Regions from separate parts of the Homo sapiens genome. Here region 1 is linked to region 2. A link is an interaction called in ENCODE POLR2A ChIA-PET data of the cell type or tissue named here. Cell type or tissue: OCI-LY7. All regions are shown on one strand. Each heading gives the region's core, and the rest is flanking DNA. Links, peaks and the distances in the headings are about the cores only. Region 1 has its middle 39 kb from the start of CTIF-AS1. Region 2 overlaps CTIF (cap binding complex dependent translation initiation factor).

The links. Peaks named below come from ENCODE experiments on the same cell type or tissue, not always from the same donor. Only the 100,000 strongest peaks of a DNase experiment are listed, where the experiment ranks them.
Region 1: POLR2A ChIA-PET joins it to region 2 with 5 read pairs; 4 of 35 experiments call an interaction of 5 or more read pairs at or near these places.

The regions. Positions count from the first base shown.
Region 1 is chr18:48,878,431-48,883,804 of GRCh38, reverse strand. No RefSeq gene overlaps it. Among named protein-coding and RNA genes, the nearest start is that of CTIF-AS1, 39 kb to the right of the region's middle. In OCI-LY7, for the core only: no CTCF peak of the experiment used is centred there; no DNase peak of the experiment used is centred there.
Region 2 is chr18:48,788,079-48,793,452 of GRCh38, reverse strand. The region is part of intron 9 of CTIF (cap binding complex dependent translation initiation factor); the gene reads right to left. Among named protein-coding and RNA genes, the nearest start is that of CTIF-AS1, 51 kb to the left of the region's middle. In OCI-LY7, for the core only: no CTCF peak of the experiment used is centred there; a DNase peak (open chromatin) is centred at 2,102.

The DNA.
Region 1 (5,374 bases), core at 269-5,268, 90 kb before region 2:
TTTTATCTTCCCTATTTAGTCAATATCCTTATACATAAATATATGTGTACATTGTTTTCCCTGTGGCTGAATTCCTAAGTGGACTTGTAGGTCAAAGAGTACACATATTTTAAGGCTTTTGATTTATATTATTAAATCACAAGAGACAATTTGTTTTGGAAACCAAATCAACACAAACACAATCTCCTACTTTTCCAAGCATAACAAATCCCCTTCTGAAGCTCCAGAAGGCTCCTCCCTCAGAAATCCTCATGGCTAGGATTATCCTTTCCATCAACATTTTGCTTAAATGCCCCCTTATAGGCAAGGTCTTGATGGCTCTTCCATATAAAGTGGCACCTCTCCTTTTTTTTTTTTTTTTTTTTTGAGATGGAGTTTTGCTCTGTCACCCAGGCTGGAGTGCAGTGGCATGATCTCGGCTCACTTGCAACCTCCGCCTCCTGGGTTCAAGCGATTCTCCTGTATCGGCCTCCTGAGTAGCTGGGACTATAGGCGCCCGCCACCACACCTGGCTAGTTTTTTGCATTTTTAGTAGATATGGGGTTTCACCATGTTGGCCAGGCTGGTCTCGAACTCCTGACTTCAGGTGATCCACCCACCTTGGCCTCCCAGAGTGCTGGGATTACAGGCGTGAGCCACCACACCTGGCCTCTCCTTCTTTTTCATCCTCTACATCCTTTTTGCAGTTGCCTAGCTGCACTCAGCACCCCCTGACAAGTCTAATGTTTGTTTATGTCTGTCTCTTCCAGATCTATGAGAGTAGAATGTTTGTCTGTTTTGTTCCTCCTGTAGCCCCAGTGTCTTCACCTCGCCTGGCACAGAGTACATGCTCAACAAGCATTTTGCGAGTGAATGACTGAGTGTTGGCACTTCTAGTCTCAAACTAATGGTGATGATAATATTCGGGGCTCTATAGGAGCTGTTTTAAGTAGCAGAGGCAATTCATAGAAGAGAGATAAGGAAACAAACAAATAAAATTACTGCTTAATGTAGTCATTGCTGTGAAGGGGGGATACACTAAACACAGGGTGCGATACATAAACTGAGACCTGAGGGCTGAGCAGAAGTAGGTGTGAGAAGGGCATGGACAAGTGCATCCAGGCACATGGAACAGTGTGTAAAAAGGCCTTGAAGCAGGAAAGAGATTAGCAGGTTAAGGAATGGAAAGAAGGCCAGGGCCTGATCATAGCAGTCAGTGGGGTGAGAGCCACAGCGGGGAATGGGAGATCACCCATGTGCCGTGGATCAAGGAGCATGAGGAAGAATCCACTACTCAGAGGCTCCTACTCACGTTTCAGATCAGGGCAGTGGCCTCCAAAGCCCATTCTCTCCCTGAGTCTCATACACCATGGAGTCTCATCAAATTTACATTTAATGCATGAAACTTCCAGCTCCTTATTTTTAATGTAATAATGCCATAAGTAAATTTGCATATGTAGTCTTTATTACATACTGTCCATTATCCCATATTATGCTCACATACAAACACTATACTATATTGTACATATGAAACCTTTTACTTTACTTTATTTTATTTTTGGATAGGGTCTTACTCTGTTGCCCAGGCTAGAGTGCAGTGGCACAGTCATGCTCACTGCAGCCTTGACCTCCTAGGCTTAGGTGATCCTTCCACCTTAGCCTTCCAAGTAGCTGGACTACAGGCATACACCACCATGCTTGGCTAATTTTTATGTTTTTTGTAGAGACAAGTGAGCCCAGACTAGTCTTGAACCCCTGGGCTCAAGTGATCAGCCTGCCTCAGCCTCCCAAAATGCTGGGATTACAGGTGTAAGCCATCGCACCCACCCCATACAAAACCATTTATACCGTGTTTTATGGGGGTAAATTAAGGGATTTAAAAATGTTATTCTCTTTTTGTGCCCGGATTTAATTAATTAATTAATTTATTTATTTATTAACACAGAATTTTGCTGTGTCACCTAGGCTGGAGTGCAATGGCACGATCTTGGCTCACTGTAACCTCCACCTCCCAGGTTCAAGTGATTCTCCTGCCTCAGCCTGCTGAGTAGTTGGGATTACAGGCACCTGCCTCCACACCTGGCTAATTTTTGTATTTTTAGTAGAGATGGGGTTTCACTATGTTGGCCAGGCTGGTCTCGAACTCCTGACCTCAGGTGATCCACCCGCCTCGGCCTCCCAAACTATTGGGACCACACGTGTGAGCCACCGTGCCTGGCCCCTGATTTTATTTTTTATCAGATTTTCTCATTGTGCTTCATTGCTCAATATTTTATACTGACCTGTTTTCCAGTTCACTAATCTTCTATTAGTGACATCTAATCTGCTGTTAAACCCATTCATTGCTTGTTAATTATGATGATGATTATTTTTTGTAGTATTTTGTATTTGCCTAGAACTTCCATTTGATAACCTTTAGGAGTTTCCAGTTCTCCTTAAATTATTTATCTCTCCAATTTTTTTGAACATATCAATCACAATTATTTTAAAGTCTGCTATTTTAAATAATAATATCTGGATCTCCTTCAGGTTTATTCCTATTAGCTGTGTTTTTTTTCCACCTCTTAGTTTCAGTCATATGATCTTATCTCCTGTCATGCCTGGTAAATGTTATTGACTTCCAGACATGGTATATGGAAGGATTGTAGAGATAATTTGAGGCTCTGAATAATCCAGAGAGGATTTACTCTTGACTCTGGAAGGGAGATAGAGTAGAGGCAGCGCACTTTAATCCCATGTGGGATTAAGTTTGTTTGAAGCTGCACTTCAACCTTTGTGAGGGCTGACCTATTTCTGATTTGTGCTTCAAGGGTCCTAACTGACAGTTTTTTTTTTTTCTAAACAAGCCATCTCTCCACTTGGAGATGCTTGAGTTCTCCCCTTTCCTCTTTCTCTAACTCCAGGAGGTTGCAAAAACCTCAGTCTCCACTTCCTGCTCACATTCTGAACTTCATGCTACTGCTTAGGGGAAAAGTAGGGCCAAATGTTAAGCTCATCTTTCTAGATTCAAATTTTAAAAATGTATTTTATCTCTTTTTTCGGTTGGTGGCAAAGTTGGTGTGATATATAAGCTAGTCTACTGTAGCCAGAAGTAGAAATTGGCACAGATCTTAAAACCCACCCCTGCTGAGAAGTCATTCCAGTCCCCTGCTTCAACTTGGCCATTCAAAGGGTCAGCTTTGGCCTCCTCCTACTCTGACCACTTGCTCCCCATTCATACAGGGCTTGGCTGCTGCCTAGTGATGTTCATGGCCTGGAGGCTGCCTCTAAAATGGCTACCCTTCCAGCCCCAGCATCCAGGCTGGTCAAGATGGTAGTGGCCTGGTTTTTGCCAAGGCTCTGCCATCACAGAGTGGCCAGGCTCACTTCTGTCTGCTGACCAGCCTCACTCACACGCCATGCCTTCTGTAGCTCCCTCTTGTGCAGGCTCCACGCTCAGTGCTTAACATAAGTGGTCTCATTTCATCCTCATAGAAAGACTAGCAAGTAACTATAGTTATCTTCATTTTATAGATGAGGAAACTGAAGCCCTAGGGGTTTAGTCATAATCCCTGGCCACTTCATAGAATTACATATGTACTTAGGTGTTCAATTAATTTTCTCGTTCACCCTAGACTATAAGCAACATGAAGGCAGAAAATGTGTCTATACATCTATTTTATATCCTCATCATATGGCCATGCCTGGCACAAAGTCTGTAGGCAGTAACAACCACTGAAGCCAGGTGTGGTAGTGCAGCCTGTAATCCCAGCCACTCAGGAGGCTAAGCCGGGAGGATGGCTGAAGCCCAGGAGTTCGAGGCTGTAGTGTGCTGTGGTCACATCTGTGAATAGCCACTGCACTCCAGCCTGGGCAACATCGTGAGATTCCCATCCCAGAAAAACAAAACACAAAAACAAAAACAACCCAACCAAAATCAAAACCAAAAAGAAGCATTGAGTGAATAAATAAAGCTTCAAGTCCCAAAGTTGTTTGTGGTGGAGGCCAGACTCCAGGGAGTCCTGCCTGCTCACCACTCACATCACAGCTGGTGGGGAACACGTTCATTCACCAGAATGTTCCCAGTATCTTCTATGTGTTGAGATTCTAGTGGAGTTTCCTGCTGCCAGGGCTATAATTTTGGCAATTTCAGCGCTTTGGTGTTGGGGGTTCCATTGCCCTTAACCAAGGTCTGAGGACCCATATGGAACTGAGGAATGGACTCAAAAGCTTCTGACATTACAGTAAAAATTTGTAGAGAATTTTTCTAGAGAAAGGATCTATTCAATTTCTCAGACTCTCAGAGAGGTCTGGGACCTCCCCAAAAGGTCAAGAATCTTGGGCATAGGGTTTGGTTGCCTTGTCGGTCTCCCAACATTACCTCGCCTGGCCAGGGAGGGGCTTCCTGAAGCCACCCACAGCTTGTTGGGGGCCGACTGGAGAAACCAGCCAGTGTGTGAAGGGGAAGCCTTTTCCAGCCTGAGCAGGGTACCCAGAGCCCTCCAGCCAGCATTCTCGAAAATCCCTCAAGGTTAGGGGGTGGGTGTCACTCACCGAAGGACCATGAATAATGGAGATCTGGCCCTCTCAGGGCAGCCGCTGACAGGAAAGCCGCCCCACCGGCTCGGCGGCATATTTGTGTGGCTTCTGGTTCTGAGGCAACCGCCAGGTGAGGCAGGGGTGGCGGGGGTGGGTGTGTGGGAATTCCCAGGCCCCGGCTCAGCACTTTGAAGCGAAGACCCTGAGTCCATGTTGGAGGGGGCAGGAAGGCGCCACCAGTCCCTCGAAAGGAGACAGGAGGCTGCCGGGGCAACTTCTCCCTGCTCAGGCTGCCCTGGGTGCCCCCGGCCTGAGGATGAGGAGATTCTTGTTTAGTTTCGGAATCAGCAAGTCCACCTACAAGAACATCCTCTCAGAATCAGAAAGGTCTCTCCGTGTACATATTCTACCCCACACACAAAATCCTTACAATTTTTTTTTTCTTAGACGCACACTCTCAAAAACACGAGCACTCTCTTGTCTCACACACCAAATTCCCTGTCGTGTGCACATTTGTTTTCTCTTTCTCTCACACACAGGCTCACACCCGTTCATGACCAGGTTCGGGGGTGCTCCTGCAGACCTGGAGTCTGACCTTGGCCTCTGCGTCCACCTCAGGGTTCCTGAGGTGACCGGGTGGCTTCCTGGCTCCGCCTTTCTCAGTATTGTTCCCCACTGGTCAGCCCTGACAAGGTCACTTCCTACACAGAGTGTAGCAGACCTTGCTGGCCTCGCCCACCCCGCTGCGCTGTGAGCCACCGTCCTGCCCCTTCATCCCACAGGTCCTCTGACCTAGCCTGGCCCTGGGCACAGCCTTTGACAGGGAGTCAGGGGCCAGACCCTCCTTGTCACCCAACCCCAGTTGAGTTCAATAATT
Region 2 (5,374 bases), core at 85-5,084:
GGCTGTGGGGAAAGGCCTGAGTTATATAAAGCCACAGGGAGCAAAGCTGGCCCCCAGGCACCTATCCTATCCTCTCTGTCAGTTTCCCAAAGCTGAAATTTAAGCCTTACCAAGGAATAAAATGATAAAATGACACCACTTTCCCAGGAAATGTCAAGAGACTTAGAGGGGGTGGGGTTGCAGCCTGCCCCTCCCTGCTTCTCCCTGGCAGGAGCCTCCTGATTTATAAGGATAATTACTTGTCTCTCCTGAGCCCTCCCTTGTGCTAGCCTGCAAGGGGATCCCAGGGAGGGGGCAGAGGCTGAAGCCTCTCTCCTGCAGTTGGCCTGTTGTGACAGCGGTGGAGTCAGAGCCCCGTCATCAGCCACCCATTCATAACTCTAGACAACTGGAGACACAGCTTCTGCTCTACACCAAGTGGCCTTTGTACCATAGATCCTCATCCTCTGGAGATGGCATCCTGTCTCATGGTTTTAAATACCACCTAATAGCACCACCTAAATACCACCTGGATAGAAATTAGCTCCCTGAGGCTTATTTCTATCCAGATCACCCCTCTGAATGCCGGGCTCCAACTGTCCACTCAACCTGGCCACTTCCTATTGCACAATTCCAACATGACATGTCCAATAGTGAGCTCCTGGTCCACCCTCCTGAAGCATCTTCCCCACCTCAGTTAGTGGTAAGCCCCTCTTCCAGTTGTCCAGGCCCCAGATCTTAGGTTATCCTTGACCCCAACATTCTTTTGCACCTACGTCCAGTCCTTCAGAGGATCCTCTCAGCTCTTCCTTGAAAGTAGACCCAGACTCTGACCTGTCCCTTCACCCTAATCACTTCACCACCACCCCTTACTTAGACTCTCCCTTATTTACTCTCCCACATTTACTCAACAGATTTGTGGATCCATTGCTTTTATGCTCATTGTCCCCCTAAAGGCTCCAGGCTGGTATCCCTGCATCTACTCCACCCTTTCAGACTCCTCTCAACCCAGCAGCCTGAGTGACGCTATTAAAACTCAGGTCAGACCTTGCCTTCCCTGCTGGAAACCCTCTGATGCATCCCACCCCTCTCAGAGCTAATCTCGTCCTTGTGAGCCTATAGATCCCAGCATCCCGCTGACCTGATGCCTTCCCATGGCTCCCACCCACCCCCCTGACCTGGACTTCTTGCAGTTCTCCCATGGGGCAGGCACACTCCTGCCTCTGGGCCTTTCACTGCTCTTTCTCTTTGACCAGGATGCTCCCCAGGTCTGCACGGCTCACTCCTTCAAGCCTATCCAAGGGTCACCTGGGTGAGCTCTTTTCCAATCACCCTATTTAAAATTGTCCCCCAACATGCCCTGCTTCCTTCTCCACAGCCTTTTGGAAATTTACTTATTTGCAGATCTGTTGCTTTGATGCTTATCATCCCCTCCTCGCTAGAATGTAAGCTCCATGAGGGCAGGTTGCTGAGTCTGTCTGTTTGCTGCTGAATCCCACCATAGCCCAGGGCCTGGCACGTGGTAGGCCTTGAATTCATGGAGTGTTGAATGAACAAAGTTGCCTAAAGTTTGGTTAGAGAGACAGGAACAGACCCAAGAGATGACACTAAGAACACCAGGTGGCAAAAGCTGAGTGCCCAGTGAGGGCACAGATAGACTCCAGCAGCCTGGGTGATCAGGGAAGGCTACAGAGAGAGAGAGATTAATCTGGGAGAAGGGATGACTATGAACAGGTTCTGCTGACTCAGGGAAGACACTCACTAGAGAGGCATGGAGGAAGGTGATAAAAGCTACGGTTGAGACGGGGCAGGCTGCTTGGGGCAAGGAGATGCTGTGATTGAGGTGCTGGCCCTCAGGGTCTCTGGGCAAGCCACAGGCACATTCCTGTGTCCACAAACTGGTAGCTCCCACTAAGGGGAGCCCCCAGGGCCAGGCTGAGGCTGGGTGGGAGGGAGGGGCTTCCACTCAGCTTGGGGGCTGGGGGTAGAGGCTGCCCAACCCTGGGCCACTCTCTTCTTTCCTCTGAGTTTCTGGTAGCCCTGCCTGTGTCCCTGCCTGTCTATCCAGAGCCTGCCTTTCTCTTAAAGAAGGAAGGAAATGAAAAAAGAAAATGAAGTGAAACCATGAAAATGACTTAAAAGAGCTTGGGGCTCAGGGCTTGGGAGCCTTAGGTCTTCCATTCTGCTCTGCCTCTATCTTGCTATAGGGCCTTGGGCAAATCACATTTCCTCTTGGGCCTCAGTTTCCTCACCTGTCCAGTGTGGCTCTCATGGTCTGACCAGCCAGCATGCAGGAGGCCTGGGAGCTATCTGTGGACATGTGTCCCTCCTTTGGCCTGGTGTCAACCCCTCTCTGGGCCTGAGCCACAGTGTAGGGCTTGTACAGGGCCTCCCCTTCCTGCCCCAGGTCTGCTCATGACCTCAAAGACAGAGACATGACATTCCTAGGAGGTCTGTTCTGGGTGCCAGGACTCTCCTGAGAAGATGGAGTGAGAAGGTGGACAGGTTTGGGGGCTGAGGGAGAGCAGGGATTGGGGGAAGCTGGCTAGAGGAGGGTCCATGGCCCAGCAGAAGGAGAAGGGCTATCCGGGAACCCCAGCAGGTGAGCCAGCTGACAGAGGCCCCAGGAGGACGTGTTCCCCAGCACGAGGTGGCCTATGACGTGCCTCTCTGATTTCCAGGGTGGCGACTGCAGGCGCCCGTGGCTCCAGCCGGGCGGGGTCTGAAGTGGGAACTTCAGAGCTAGACTTGGCCGCGTTCCTCTGAAATCCCTGGCCTGTGAGAATGAAGGCTGCCGGTCACGTCCTCCCTTCGTCTGCTCCTCCATGAGAGACCTGGCCTCAAGCCTCTGGCCGTTGAGGCCGCCCGTCCAGCTCCCAGTGCTTTCTTAGTCTTTCAGGAAATGTCTCCAGGCCTGGTGGGGTACGTGTGTCCGGGGGATGGGGAGGGGGCTGCTGAGCTGGGCCCAGGCCAAAGGGCTCCATGGGGCGTCCTGTTGGATTTGGCAGCCTGCCCCTTGGTGACTCATGCCTGCTGGCTGTCCCTTAGCCCCATGCCCCCTCGAACTCGGCACTCCAGAAACAGCCTTCTCCCATGGCCCAAGAAGCACCGCTGTAACTCCTTGCCATGGACCTTTGCTCACACTCCCTGCCTGTTGGACACTTCCTCTGTATTTAACCTTCAGCCAAGTGACCCTGGATGAGCTATTTCCCCAGTCTGGGTCTTAGAAAAGGAGGTGGCTGTACTCACAGAGCCTGAGATCCTTATTCCAGAATTTCCCTTTTTGGAAAGGTGGTTCAGCTTCTAGGCTTTCCTTCTCCAAAGGACATACGGTACTGGGGGCGGAACCTCTGTCCTCATTCTACTTCCATCCCTTCCCCAACACCTAGTAGGCAGCCTTAGGCTAACATGGGTTAGCTCCTTTCATCTTCACAATGGCCCCATGGCAATGAAGCTGTGATCATCCCATTTTATAGATGAGACACCTAGGACATAGAGAGGGGAAAAGTACCCTGCCCAAGGTCATGAGGTAGCAGGTGGCAAAGCCAGCATTCAAAGCCAGGGGCCAGGCTCTAGCATCTATACTCTTCACCAGTACCCTACATTCCTAGGAAGCAGCATGGGGTCTCTTATTAGTCTTCCCCACTAGTCTTAAGGTTCCTGAGAGCAAAAAAACAAAGCCCTTAATTTATACTTCTAATTTTGTTCTTTTTTCAAGATTCCTTTGGATATTGTAGGTTTGAGTTTCCATATATATTTTAGAATCAGCTTGCCAATTTCTGCCCAAAAGGCTTAATGGCATCTTGATTTGAGACTGTTGACTCTAGAGACCAATTTAGGAAGAAGTGACATCATACCAATACTGAGTATTCTAGTCCATGAATATGGTATGTCACTGATCTACACTTGACTGTATCTCCCTAGAGTTTCAGACAGGGCTAGACCTATAATATTAGTGCACACCTGATGAATCAAACTGAAATTAAAATTCCTTTCACTATTATCCCAAGCAAAGTCCAATTGAACCATAGCCAACATTATGAGCACTTATTGAGGGCCAGGGTTGTATTATGCCCTTTACTACATTATCTCATTTAATCCCCAGCAATCCAACCCAATCATTATTACCATCCTCATCTTACCAGTGAGGAAACTGAGGCTTGGAGAGAGTAAGAAACCCATTCAAGGTTACACAACTAGTCTGTGACAAAGCTGGGATGTGAACCCAGCCCTTATTGTCATCATGTTATAGGAAAATGAAAATCAGTGACTTTCCCTAAACCCGAAGAAAATGATTTGAGGCTTCTCTGTGATTTGGTACTTCCTGCCAAGGAAGCAATGGTTCAGAGGCCTAGAGTGACTGTACTAAAGGAAGATGAGGCTTGCAGTCCAGGAACATGTCCCATGGGTGCTGAGGGACCTACGTGCACACACCTGCTCTTTGCCACCTTCTTCAGGCTCAGCACAGCACACGTCCTCCTGAGTCTGCCCAGGGTCTCCCAGGCCTAAGAGGTGTGCTATTGGATGGTGGGAATGGGACAGTTTTGGCCATCGTTAACCAGACTCAGTCATGCTCACTCTGATGTCATAGTACCTTTCTAGCATCCGTGTCCACTGTTGGCCTACCTACACCTCTGGGCCGGTGATGAGTTCACACCCACCCTGTACAGAAGTACAAGTGCTTCTTCTCATTTTTTCTGTAGTGACCTCCCCAAGGGAGACCCTTGAGTTTCCCTGTGATGGTGAGAGGGTCTGTGTCCTGTTCCTATTACAGCCACACCTCTGTATTTCCCAGACTTAGGAATCTTATCTTCAAAGGCTGCCACTGTGCCTCTGGCTGTTCCCACTGCTCCCCTGACCTCCTCCAGCTCCATGAGCCCTTCTTAGTAACAAGGCCTCCGGGGGCAGGTATGTGGCCAGGCAGGGGAAAAATGCTTCAGGTGGTGTGGCCCTGGGATACAGGGAGATAGGAGGAACACAGTCACAGGATTCACTGCTGGCACTAAAAGGCCCTCAGTGGCTTCAGGCCACTTATTTACAGGTGAGGAAACCAAGGCTAGGGAGGAAGAGACAGCTTACCCAAAGCTCTCCTAGGAGTCAAGTGTCTGGAATTCTGGCCTGAAATGTTGGTGTCTGCCCCTCCTTGGGGCACCCCAATTGTGTTTTATGTGGGAAGTGCTCAGAATGAAGCTCTATACTCAAAGCTGGGACGCACTGGCCCCTGAGCATGTTTCCAGCTCAGGCTATTGCTGTTACTGATTCTTTCCTACCCCTCTTCTGGGAAAGAGACAAAAACCCCAAATTCAGGTTTCTTCTCCCCCCAGCCTAAAGGCTAGAGAGGGTCGGCCATCCAATTGTCCCCATGGGGATTATCACTGGGAGACTCTGAAAGGGG